Regions from separate parts of the Homo sapiens genome. Here regions 2 and 3 are each linked to region 1. The links are chromatin contacts, found by Hi-C or POLR2A ChIA-PET in ENCODE. All regions are on one chromosome and are shown on one strand. The core of a region is the stretch at or near the end of the contact, and the rest is flanking DNA. Distances in the headings are between cores, read along the strand shown.

What was found. Hi-C counts contacts between places; a loop is a spot of excess contacts on that map. ChIA-PET counts read pairs that join two places held with the same protein, here RNA polymerase II (POLR2A). Pooled maps may share reads with other maps.
Region 2: a pooled map shows a loop between it and region 1 (4-fold over the local background). The contact joins the enhancer-like site here to the promoter of GALC in region 1. A Hi-C loop is called at or near these places in 7 of 50 pooled maps.
Region 3: a pooled map shows a loop between it and region 1 (4-fold over the local background). The contact joins the enhancer-like site here to the promoter of GALC in region 1. A Hi-C loop is called at or near these places in 1 of 37 single-sample maps with no recorded cell type and 2 of 50 pooled maps. POLR2A ChIA-PET finds 5 or more read pairs at or near these places in 1 of 52 experiments (PC-3).

What each region holds. Positions count from the first base shown.
Region 1 is chr14:87,991,764-87,995,864 of GRCh38, forward strand. GALC (galactosylceramidase) reads right to left here and starts at 1,419. Exons shown (of 17, transcript NM_000153.4): 1 at 1,207-1,419. The coding sequence starts at 1,401. RefSeq lists a silencer at 1,087-1,276 and enhancers at 1,232-1,732, 1,427-1,756.
Region 2 is chr14:89,717,687-89,721,734 of GRCh38, forward strand. No RefSeq gene overlaps it. Among named protein-coding and RNA genes, the nearest start is that of FOXN3-AS2, 140 kb to the left of the region's middle. Within about 2 kb of position 2,470, at least 14 of the 41 ENCODE cell types and tissues checked have a DNase peak (open chromatin) inside an H3K27ac peak, as active enhancers do.
Region 3 is chr14:89,771,451-89,775,270 of GRCh38, forward strand. No RefSeq gene overlaps it. Among named protein-coding and RNA genes, the nearest start is that of EFCAB11, 180 kb to the right of the region's middle. RefSeq lists enhancers at 1,850-2,462, 2,451-2,530. Within about 2 kb of position 2,306, at least 5 of the 41 ENCODE cell types and tissues checked have a DNase peak (open chromatin) inside an H3K27ac peak, as active enhancers do.

The DNA.
Region 1 (4,101 bases), core at 169-2,668:
AATGATTCTTCTCATCTTAGTAATTTTAAACTGGGCTTAATAAACCTAATGGAAACAAAGACTTCCATTTTTCGGTAAGCTCTTACCCTAGATATAGTATCACAAGTAAAGCTATAAAAAAGATGGGGCCTCACTCCATGAAATATTGGCTGTTTCAGGTTTAGCCCAAAAACATAAAAAGGAGAATAGTAGTAGCAAAGAATAAATGCATTAACTCATCGGCCCACAGGTTTCCCCTGAAATACACATCAGCACGGCTGGAGAGATTGCAAATTAGGGAATGAAAACATAAAAATCAAAAAGGATCAGCTAACTCCAGGGGGAAAAAAATTTCCCCTAGCAGAAGGTTATATCTTGTGGTCACACTACAGACCAGGTCATCCTTGCAGCAGGCATTCAAGCTTGTTCTGAGTTGAATGTAAGGATGCAAGCTCCATCCAACTCAACCCCAAAAATCCGAGTTCAACCTTAACATTTTCAAGAAACATTAGCCCTAGATGTAATTTCGGATACAAAACCAAAAAACAAAAACCTTCTCACCCAAAGGTCGGCCACCATGAAGCCCATGGGCCCAGAGGGAGTACCCGGTAGTTTCAGGCCGCTCGCTTATCTTCCTTTTAAAGAGACCTTGAGGCACCAGTCCTGCCTCCAAACGAAATCCTATTCGGCGCTACCCTCTCTGGAGGAGCCCATTCTTACCCTGCACTAACAACTGCACGGGACTTAACGACTCCACCACCCACCAACTCCTCCAAAAGGGAGAGACACAGCCAAAGCATCCCACTGGGGCGTTCTCTTTCGCACACGGACGCTCCCGCACTCCCTGGCCCTTTCTGGAGCGACGCTCCCCGACTGCCATCTCCGCGATGAAGACAGCCTGTGCCCCACTGCCTGGGACGAGGGTTCCAGCCCCGGCTACTTCACTACTTAGACCTGTCACTTTACTCTCTGCACCTATACTCTCTGGACCTCCGGATCCTCATTTGTTCAAACCTAACTGCCTGTCTGGTTCGTGTTAAACGAGAAAGCACCCGCCCCAGCCCCGCAGCGGGCCCGCCCCAACCGCCTGCTGACTGGCACCCTAGGGGAATGCGGCGGAGAGTGGAGCCGGTGGAAACGCAGGGCAACGCCGCGGGGGCTTGTGGGGCTGGCCCCACGGGGCGGGCTCTTGCCGCCCCCCGCGTATCCCCGCAGCTTGCCGCTCACCCCGCCGCCGCTGACCGCGCCGATGCCGTCGAACTCCCGGCCCAGCCCGTCGGAGTCGTCGAGCACGTACGCGCCGCCGGGCGCCAGCAGCGCACACAGCAGCAAGGGCACCGCGGCGCGGCCCGCCGAACCCGCGGCCGCAGTCATAGCTTTCGCTCGGCGTTGCCAGGAAGCCGAGAGTAGCCACTCAGCCATTGTGTGGGTCACATGACTCCGGCGCCCAGGGAGGCGGGTCCCGTCGCCGCCACGATAGATACGGGCAGGAGGCCGCTGATGCTGACGCCGCCGCCGCCATTTTGAGTGCGGGTCAAGGGCCTCTGACGCAGCTGGCGGAGTGTTGAGAAAAGAAGCAGCGAGCTTTTTCTTATCGCTCGCGTGTCTGTGGTCAGCTACTGGATTTCACATGTACTTACTGCTGGCTTCTCTTCCGGCGTCACCTGGTGGAGCACTTTAACGCAGGGAAGGTGGATTCCAAGGTCCGCCAAAGGAAGAGGGCCATGAGTGGCCCTACCATGGCTCTTCCCCAGCATCTCAGGGAGTATCTACCTCGTGCGAGGACCAGGCTTGGACACCAGGTCCCGATTCCATTGTCATCTTGGTGGAATCACTTTGCTTTTGGAGCCTGAGTTTTCCCTTATGTGAGATGAGGCGAGAAGAGCAGCAGAGTGAGGGACTGAGAGAAAAGTTAATAAGCACTCAGTACATTTGAATGCATTCCACAAGTGGCAAATAGCTGAGAAGGTTCTCCAGTCTGGTAACTACCCCGGCATATTCAAAGCTTTTAGCCTTGAAGGAGTTAATAATATACCACCTCAAAATATGCTGCTGTGGCATATTGACTATTTTAAATTAAAGGCACTTAAAAACAGCAGGTGCAAGATCACTGTCATGGATATTATGTGTCTTAAAAGGAGGAGATGAAATTCCCATGTGAAAGATGTCTTCCCTATAAAATAACATTGTTATCTTCAAGGACAGAAAGTTGAAGTCGAGGGAAATCTGTCCAAACAAAATTTGTTAATCCCTATCTTTCTAGTCGCTTCTTTACCCCAAGCCCCTTCGCCTTATCATGTTTCACAACTACTATTTTTTGTCCATTTCACTCTATAAGCAATTGGCTCTTAACTGCTGCTTTAGGTCTTTTTTTTTTTTAATGAGGGCCCCCGTGCTATGTAAAATAAACATTTGTGTGGTTGTCTCCTGTCAGTCTATTAATATCTTAAATCAATTTAATACTAGGGCCATGCTGGGACCCTACAGGGACGAAGGTGAAATTTTGCCTCCCCTACAATTTTATAAACTATCTTCCACTGTCAGTTGAAGTGATTCCAGACAGGTAACTCTAAATTGGTAGGAAAGTTGTGAATTGCCCTGAATTTCTGCCACATCCAGCACTGTCCTGAGATTTCTGATTTCCTTGTTATTGAAGTAAATTAAAGAGACTCTGAAGAGCTGCAGAGAAAGATTTTCTGATCCCCAAATTTCTCTTAGCAGAAGTATGGAACTGGTTATCATTGCCTACACAAGCCCCTGAGATACCACAATGGCAAGGAAAAGACCCAGAGACTTTAGGACCTGTGGGATTTGTCTGCAGAACCCTATTTGGAATCTGATTATTTTGCCCCTTAACCACAAACCTAAATCTAAGTTTCAAGAACTCAATTATACTTGAAGGTCAAAGCTCTGGGCAATCCAATAAATATGCACATTAAGAACCCGATATCCCTGGGTTCTTAATGTACATTAGATATGTTTGTTCTTTCTTTCTTTTTGAATTGACTCTACGTCTATCCTGGTTTACTAAGGACAGTCACAACTTTTGTCTAAACATAATTACTGATAATGCTCCTTTCACCCTCAGTAGTCTTCTGGCTTGGATCAGTTAAATAGTCCCCTGTGTATGAACCACTTATTTTCTTTGGTTTCTTCTTTCCCCAGTACAACACGAATCTGAACTCTCTGCCTTGCCACTGCAACCAGTTTATGATGCAAGTCAGTAATTTTCAGTTCTGTGGATTTACTGTTACAGAATTCACTCTGATCCATTTGTTCTAACACAGTATTTTAAGCATGAGCTGGAGCTCCTGTGGATACAAGCCACAGTAACCATTCCATCAAGTGAATGTTAAGCTTCTCTTACCAGCTCTTAACAAGCGCATAAGACCCACTTAATACCGTGACTAGATGGGAAATACCAAGGTGATGACAGAGGAAACTACCTTACACATAAAACTAGGAAGTTGCATGACGATGTATGAATACCCAGCATACACCATCCTGTAGTACGTCATTGTGAAACGGGTCAGTGGTCAGTGGTCTCGTTGTCTGAGGTGTTATCCAAGCTTGTTGTCTCACAACCAAGAGAATTAAGGAGTGTGGACACCAGAGTGAGGTTGAAGAGAAAGTTTATTATATGAAAGAAGAAAGCTTTCTTTCTTTGCCATTTTGCCACTTTTACAGTTGAATCCAAAAGCTTTTATAAGAAACTCCTCTCATCTCTGTAGCTGTTTGTGTAACTTACTTGTAAAGCTATCTGTGCAGCTCCCCTTATCTGTGCAGCTGTGGGTATGTCTTGGGTAAGGATAAAGTTCAGCTTCTCTTGTTTGTGTAACTGTGGGTTCTAGGTAATCACCCTCTCCACCCCCATGCAAGTTCCCACAGAGCCCACCATGTATGTGCCTGAAAAGGGGAAGAAACTTTTTCCTGGGAACCTGCTAATCACACAAAGAACAAAAGGCTTCTATGTTGGGCCTTCCTTTCTTATCAGGGCAGCTGTTGCCTGAGTTTTCCCCAGGCCACTCTATGTGTGCCTGTAGCTTGATTTTTCAGGCTGTCTTTCTGTTTAAAAGAATTTTACCAAAGACCAACTTTAGCTGTCTGCCCAACTAAGTTTTC
Region 2 (4,048 bases), core at 1,220-3,719, 1.7 Mb after region 1:
GGGGAGGGGACAGTGTCTTGCTCTGTCACCCAGGTTGGAATGCAGTAGTTGCAATAACAGCTCACTGCAGCCTCCACCTCCCAGGCTCAAGCAATCCTCCCGCCTCAGCTACCATAGTAGCTGGGACTCCTGGCGTGCACCACCATGTCCAGCTAAATTTTTGAATTTTTTTTGTAGAGATGGGGTCTCCCTATGTTGCCCAGGCTGGTTTTGAACTCCTGGACTCAAGTGAACCACCCCCCTCAGCCTCCCAAAGTGTTGGGATTACAGGTGCGAGCCCCTGTGCCTGGCCCTGTTTTTCCTTCTATGTCTGATTCTTCGTGCACATATTGCATGTGCTTTGTACTTTTTGGAATGGAGTTGTTGGTTGTCTTGCTTCTCATTTTTCTATTGTGGTCCCAGAGGTGTGGAAGAGCTTGAATAAAACAGTACCATCATCACCTATTATGTGAGGAAGGCATTATTATCCCTATGGTGCAGAAATGGAACTGAGGATCAGAGATGTCAAATAATTCTCTTAATGTCACTCAACTAGATTGTCCCAAAGCTGGCCCTAAGCCCAGGGCTGTGTGACTCCAAGTTGACATTGCCTTTTTGATTGAGATGCTTTGAGTAATTTTTATCGAATTGGCTTAATATAGCTGAGTAGTGATTTGCCAAATTTGTGCCACCACATAGAAGGTTATATAGGTCCTTATCCATAAACACTATAGCCTAATGTCTTTGCCTGTGCTGCCTGCTCCTCCCACAGGTGACCCTGTTTCTTCCCTTCCATCAACACAGCTGGCTGTTCCATGGCCCTTGGCTACCAGCTCTCAGCTTCCTTGATCTTTTCCAAGGCTTCAGTGCAAAGCATCAGCTTCTTCTCTGCCTTCTGTTGCATCTCAGTTTTCTATTCCCCACTCCTAGATAGCCCCTCCACAAATTTAAAAAACCTAATTATTCCTAACACAAATGAGTTTAAAGCATATGAAGCAAATTTCTCACAGTTGCAAATAAAGGCACTGTACTCATTAGTACAAGTGACAAAAATCCAACTCAATCAGCTTTATGGAGTTAATTGGTTCATGTACCTGGGAAGTCTGGGGGTGACCACCTTCAGGCATAGCTGTATCAAGTGGCTCAAACAATGATAAGAGGGCTCTGTCTTTTGACTTTGATTGACTTCACTCTCAAGCAGAATCTCTCCAATCTCTCCAACACGGCTGCAAGGACCCCTGTCTGGCATCTTCAGCCTCCTGTGTTCTTTAGATCTCTGCATCCTAGGGCAAGGGAGAAGGACACTTCCCTCCACCCCTACCCCTACCCTTAGCTCTCAAGCAAACTCCCTATAATGATTTTGATTCACTTTGCTTGGGTTGCATTATATCGCAGCAATGGGGTGGGGTCACACTGTTGGCAGCCTTGCCAACATCACACAAAATGGGTGAAGTGGTCATTACCTTCAGATAGAAAAACAGGAGACAGGCGAGGCGCGGTGGCTCATGCTGTAATCCCAGCACTTTGGGAGGCCGAGGTGGGCGGATCATCTGAGGTCCAGAGTTCGAGACCAGCCTGACCAACGTGGAGAAACCCCGTCTCTACTAAAAATACAAAATTAGCCGGGCGTGGTGGCACATGCCTGTAATCCCAACTACTCCGGAGGCTGAGGCAGGAGAATGGCTTGAACCCGGGAGGCGGAGGTTGCTATGAGCCGAGATTGCGCCATTGCACTCCAGCCTGGGCGACAAAAGCAAAACTCCATCTCCAAAAAAAAAAAAAAAAGAAAAAGAAAAACAGGAGACCAGAGTAACATTTCACCTCGTCATGAACTTTCCCTGAGGGACTCTCATGACAGCAGAAAGAGGAAGCACGTGTCCTCTATCTAACAACCACAACCACCATAGTCTCATTCAGCAAGATTGACCCCCACCTTCCAGTTGGCCTGGGTTGAACAGGTGCCCAGCATTAGATCCAGAAGCCAGGAGAAAACAGCCAGATGCAACAGGCACACCCAGTCCCTGAAGCCCTCACTGGTCCCAACTACCCCAGGCCCTACCAGAAGTATCTGTGGAGAGGAGGGATGGAGGCGTTCAGCCCCCTTCTCCACTCCTAGACCCCCAGAGCAACTTCAGGGACTCATTTCAATAAGTATATTCCCAATTTATTTCTTTTTTTTCTCCCAGATCTAAATGATCATCATGATGGTGATGGAGGAAGCAGTGATAATGATGATGATGATGTCATAAAACTAAAATTATTGAGCACTAAGTACTGGTCAAGATGCTTTAGATACATCAGTTCATCGAATCCTCTCAACAACCTTGTTTTACAGGTGAGCGTTTGAGGATGGGTGATAAGGTCTCGCTGTGTCCATATCCAAATCTCATCTTGAATTGTAGCTCCCGTAATTCCCATTTGTGGTGGGAGGGACCTGGTGGGAGATAATTGAATCATGGGGGTGGTTTCCCCCAACTGTTCTCGTGGTAGTGAATAAGTCTCACGAGATCTGATGGTTTTATAAGGGGAAACCCCTTTTGCTTGGCTTTCATTCTCCTTCCTGCCGTGTTTGCTTCCCCTTCCTCCATGGTTGTGAGTTTCCTGAGGCCTCCCCAGCCACACTGAACTTGAGTCAATTAAGCCTCTTTCCTTTATAAATTACCCATTCTGGGGTAGTGTCTTTGCAGCAATGTGAGAACGGACTAATACAATGGGGAAATTAAGAAATGTACCCAAGGTCACATCTGGTAAAGGAAGAATGGGGCTTTGCACTCAAGCAGTTTCTTAACCAGTCGTGAAGATTCTTGTTAGTGGGGCACTTATGATGTGCCACATGCTTTACGTGAATTATCTCCTTTAACTTTCACAGTGGCCCAACAATACAGTGCCTATTATCATCCTTGCTTCATGAAGAAGAACACGAGGTTTAGGAGGGTTCACCCTCTCAGTCAAAGTCCCTGAAGTGCAGAACTTGGCCAACCCCACAGTGGACTGGCTTCTGCTAGGCAGTTGGGAGCCACTGCCATCTCCAAACAGCAGGAAGAGATGCTCAAAGCTGTGCTTTTGAAAAATCAATCTGGCAGTAGTGGAGAAGATACACTGTCTTTTCTCAGCTCAGCATACCAGTTGGAAGGCCTAACCACAGAGCCAGCAGGCGGCAGAGCTGGGGGTTAGATCCCACATCTACCTGATTCCAGCACCCTTGCTCGAATCCCCCAAACCTAGCTGCTTGAGGCCAGATGAAGGCTTCCGGCTTCACAAGTGCCCTTCCCTCACTGCGGGTGCATTGGCACCTCACTTCCTTGCCACACTTCCTCTTGTTTTGAACCACTATATTGGCTCATCTCAGCAGCAGACAGTTCCTCTGAATAGAGTATGCCCTGAAAAGTCAAAATCTACCACCAGCTGGAGCTGGTAAGGCTGCAGTACTTCCTGTTGAATCGGGTCTTGGGGCCAGAAACCACATTGTTATTTATACCCGAAGCTCTTTATTCACGGTGCTTTACAAAACAAAGAAGGGGCAGCCCCCTGTCTTATGGAGCCAGCAGACCCCAGAGATACAGAAGACAACAGACAATAATAAGCCCTCTCCCCTCTCCTTAAGCTGTAACTTCCATCCTGCCTGACCAGTCCCTGCCACTGCCCCTTTGTTTCTTCTATTACCTTCCTCTGAGCAGTCTTATTATGGAAATAGACTCCTAATTAACACATCAGGTTTCCGCTTTTCCAAAAAGTCTCTGAAATTGGCCCGTTTCATGATGTTGTTCACTCCAAACACCCCCTGCTATCTTTATTTTGTTCTGCTTTTCATCCTGGCTTATATCATTTATTTCTTTGTATTGAAAGCTTGTCAACTCATGGGACCTGGCATGTATTAATTAGGAGGATGGTCTGGAGCCCGACACAGCTTGATGGAAAGCCAGTCTGAGGGGGGAATTAGGCAGAGAATCAGAAAGAAGCTGAACCAAGCAGCAGAGGGGTAGATGGCTTAAGACCATGACCCAAATTTCAGACCCAGGGTGACCGACTGTCAGCCTTCTGGGCTGGGATTCTTCCCTTAAGCTAAGAC
Region 3 (3,820 bases), core at 1,056-3,555, 1.8 Mb after region 1:
GGAAACTGCCAGTTACACTTACCAGCTGTTCCTCAGGTTGGGGAGAAGCATGGCGTTTTCCTCCTGCTTTACATGTGAGTGCCTGTGCTGGAGATTTTTGTCCTCGTATCCAAATTCTCTCCCTTTCTGTCAGTCTCTGGAAGGACTCGATGCTCAAAGAAAAACACTTCTCATCCTGAACCAGTGGCAAAGGGAAGAAAACCAACACGATCCTTTACATCCCCCTGGGCTGCTAGCTTCCTTGAGCCTTAGAAAATGATCAGGAATGAAAGTACGGTATTTTCTTCTTCATCCGTTTTTAAACTTTAGGTCTCCCAACGCCCAGCTCAAATCCTACCTGTCCTATGAAGGCATTCCTAACGACCTCAGCTGAGAATGGTTTTCCTTCCCTGAACCTCAATTGCAGCTTCCTGATTTTACCCCCCACCAGCACTGTCTTCACTGCCTGGTAATGTTGGTTAACTTCCCAAGTGGGCTGTAATGGCTACTGATTTTACAGGTTCATTCTAGTCTCCCTTCTTCTGAGGTTTGGAGTGATTGGTTCGGGGTGAGCCTGTAACCCCAGAGGGACCATTCTGCATTTCCTCTTCATAGTTAAGTATGCCTTGAGAGAGAGAAGCTCCTGTTTTCTCCTGGGTCATGAGCTAGAAGGGAATTGTGAGCCTGGAACTTCTCAAAGCCATCTTCCCTGGACTCCTGCAAGAAGCCAATGTTGGGAGACGGAGAATCCTAATGACATACTTTGAACCCCTAGATCCAGTTATGCCTGAAACTCAGCCTGAACCTCCCAATTATGGGAACAAATACATTCCCTTTTCTGCTTAAGTGAAAAGTCTGTCTTGTCTTCTTTTCTTTTTCTTTCTTTCTTTCTTTTTTCTTTCTTTCTTTTATAGAGACAGGGTCTTGCTGTCTCTAAAAGGAGGCAGGCTGGAGTGTGAAATGGCACCATCACAGCTCACTGCAGCCTCAAACTCCTAGGCTTAAGCAATCCTCCTGCCTCAGCCTCTTGAGTAGCTGGAACCATAGGTGCACATCACCATCCCTGGCTAGTTTTTGTATTTGTTGTAGAGACAGGGTTTTACTATGTTGCTTAAGCTGGTCTCAAACTCTTGGGCTTAAGCTATCCTCCCGCCTCAGCCTCCCAAAGTCCTGGGATTACAGACATGAACCACTGTGCCCAGCCAATTTCAGTTGGTTTTAATTTTTTTCCTTCCTTCCTCCCTCCCTCCCTCCCTCCCTCCTTCCTTCCTACCTTCCTTCCTTCCCTCCCTCCTTCCTTCCTTCCCTCCCTCCCTTCTTCCTTCCCTCCCTCCTTCATTCCTTCCTTCTTTCCTTCCTTCCTTTTCCTTCCTTCCTTCCCTCTTTTTCCTTCCTTCCCTCTCTCTTTTTCCTTCCTTCCTTCCTCTCCTCTTTTTCCTTCCTTTGTTCCTTCCTTCCTTCCTTTTTTAGAAACAAGGTCTTGCTGTGTTGGTCAGGCTGGTCTCAAACTCCTGACCTCAAGCCATCCTCCTGCCTTGGCCTCCCAAAGTGTTGGGATTACAGGTGTGAGCCACTGCATCTGGCCTCAGTTGGTTTTTATTATTCACGACCTAAGTGACTAAGAAGCTCACTCAGAACTCCTTAGGAAAAAAGAAGAGTACGATGCAGGTGCTTTAGGGTATAAAATCTCCAAGATCTCTCCATCCTGCTGCTTTGTTCTTGTCATCGTGTGGTTGAAGCTGGGTTGCCTCAGATTTGGGTTCCAGCTGATGGGAAGGGGAAAGAGCACGTGGAGGGGTATGCAGCTGGCGTCCACAGGTGCAGCTCTGGAGCCGGCACACCCACTTGCCCAAACATGCATGTGATAAGTAGCAGTGATACGGCCACCCCTAACTGCATGGGAAGCTGGTTCATGGCTCTGTCTGGGGAGCTGTGTGTGCAGCCACAGCTGTATTTCTGAAAGAAAGATGCGGATGCACAGCCAGCAGTCTAAAGCACACCAGGTGTTTGTGGATTTAAACAATTGCAATAGCACATCCAATTTCAACACATGCGAAGTCTGGAGTGAGGTGAAGAAAACACCACTTCACAGGTATAAAGTGCTGGTGAGCAGAGCCCCTCAGGGTCTACTGTGGGGGGCTTGGACTATGGCAATTTAGTGAACCTGGAACTACATTTTCTAGAGTTCCTTTCCTGTAGGGTTTCAAGTTAGGGCTGACCAGGAGAGAAATTTGCATGAGATATGGAAGGTGGAAGTGAAGCAGCAGCTCTCACGCTCCGCAGGTGGGTGCGGGGCACTGTGCATTGTTACTGTAGCTCCAGTGCGTTGCCACTGATCTGCTGACTCACCCGGTGGCGGCTCGGGGCAGCCAGCCCTGCAGTTCCTCAGCAGCTGCCCCATATCCCTCTTTAGCATCGCCAAATCCTCCCAGGTGCAAGTGTTCTTCAATGATGAGGGACAGCAACTCCTGCTTTGGGTTATCCCTTCACTGAGGGGGGCTGCAAGAGGCAGACATGGCTTATAGGTTGTGGCCTTTCTTCACATAAGGGTCTCTCAGCCTCAGCACTGTTGCTCTTTCAAGCCAGATAACTGTGGTCAGAGGCTGTCTTGTGCATTGCAGTGTTTAGCAGCATTCCTGGCCTCTTCTCACTAGATAGTCGTCACTCTCACCTAAGTTGTGGCCACCAAAACTGTCTCCAGGCATCAACTCCAAATGTCTTCTGGGGGACAAAGTCGTCCCGGGTTGAGAACCACAGCCTTCACATCCGGCTTTTTTTCTCAACTGCTGGCTTTGTGACCTAGGGTAACCTCAAGCCCATCTGCAGATACAGAGGTCTAGCAGCTCTGCTGAGACCTCTCCATCAGCTGCCACAGTCACAGAAAAGCCAATCCTTAGACTCGGTCCCTTATTCCATGTTACTCACAGCAGTTCTGCTCAGATGAATTATGACTTCTATGCGCTGAGCCACTTTGCCTTCATGGACCTTATTCTACTGTTAAAACATTTTTTAAAAAATTATAGTTTAGGCCAGCTGTGGTGGCTCACACCTGTAATCCCAGCACTTTGGGGGGCCGAGGTGGGTGGATCACCTGAGGTCAGGAGTTCAAGACCAGCCTGGCCAACATGGAGAAACTCCATCTCTACTAAAAATACAAAAATTAGCCAGGCTTGGTGTCAGGTGTCTGTAATCCCAGCTACTAGGGAGGCTGAGGCAGGATAATTGCTTGAACCTGGGAGGCCATTGCACTTCAGCCTGGGCAACAGAGCAAGACTCCTCCCTGCCCCCACAAAAATTACATTTTGTAATTATGTTGGTATAAAAAAATACTACCTAGGCTGGATTCATTATTATGTATTCACTATTATACTCATTTTCCTCCAATCTTAAAATAAATTATAATTAAAATTGGGCCCTGCAAGTATCCAGGGCTGTAGACATTGTGTGTCTGATGGAGAAGTCGGTCTTGGGTCTGCTCCTTTTGCCGAAACCCTAATGACACCTGCATTAACTTCACATGATTATCGTCTCTGTAATCAGAACAAAAACTCATGCAACAGTGATTTGTTGCTTTCAAGGCTAACCAGAGTTTGGGGAAATCACTCTGAGTACTCGGTGCTATATTCAATGGCAGCAGAGCCAAAGTGAGCGAAGACCCTTGGTGAGCTGGCAATGAGCTTACCAGCTGGGTCAATAGGAACGATAGTGGCTGTATAGGGAATTCAAGGGAAGAGATGAGTGTGAAATAAAACTCCCTTTAAAAAACACATCAAAGAAAACAAGTATGTCTCAAAATGAAATGGCAGACATGTGTTTTCGATGTATTTCCCATTAGATTCTT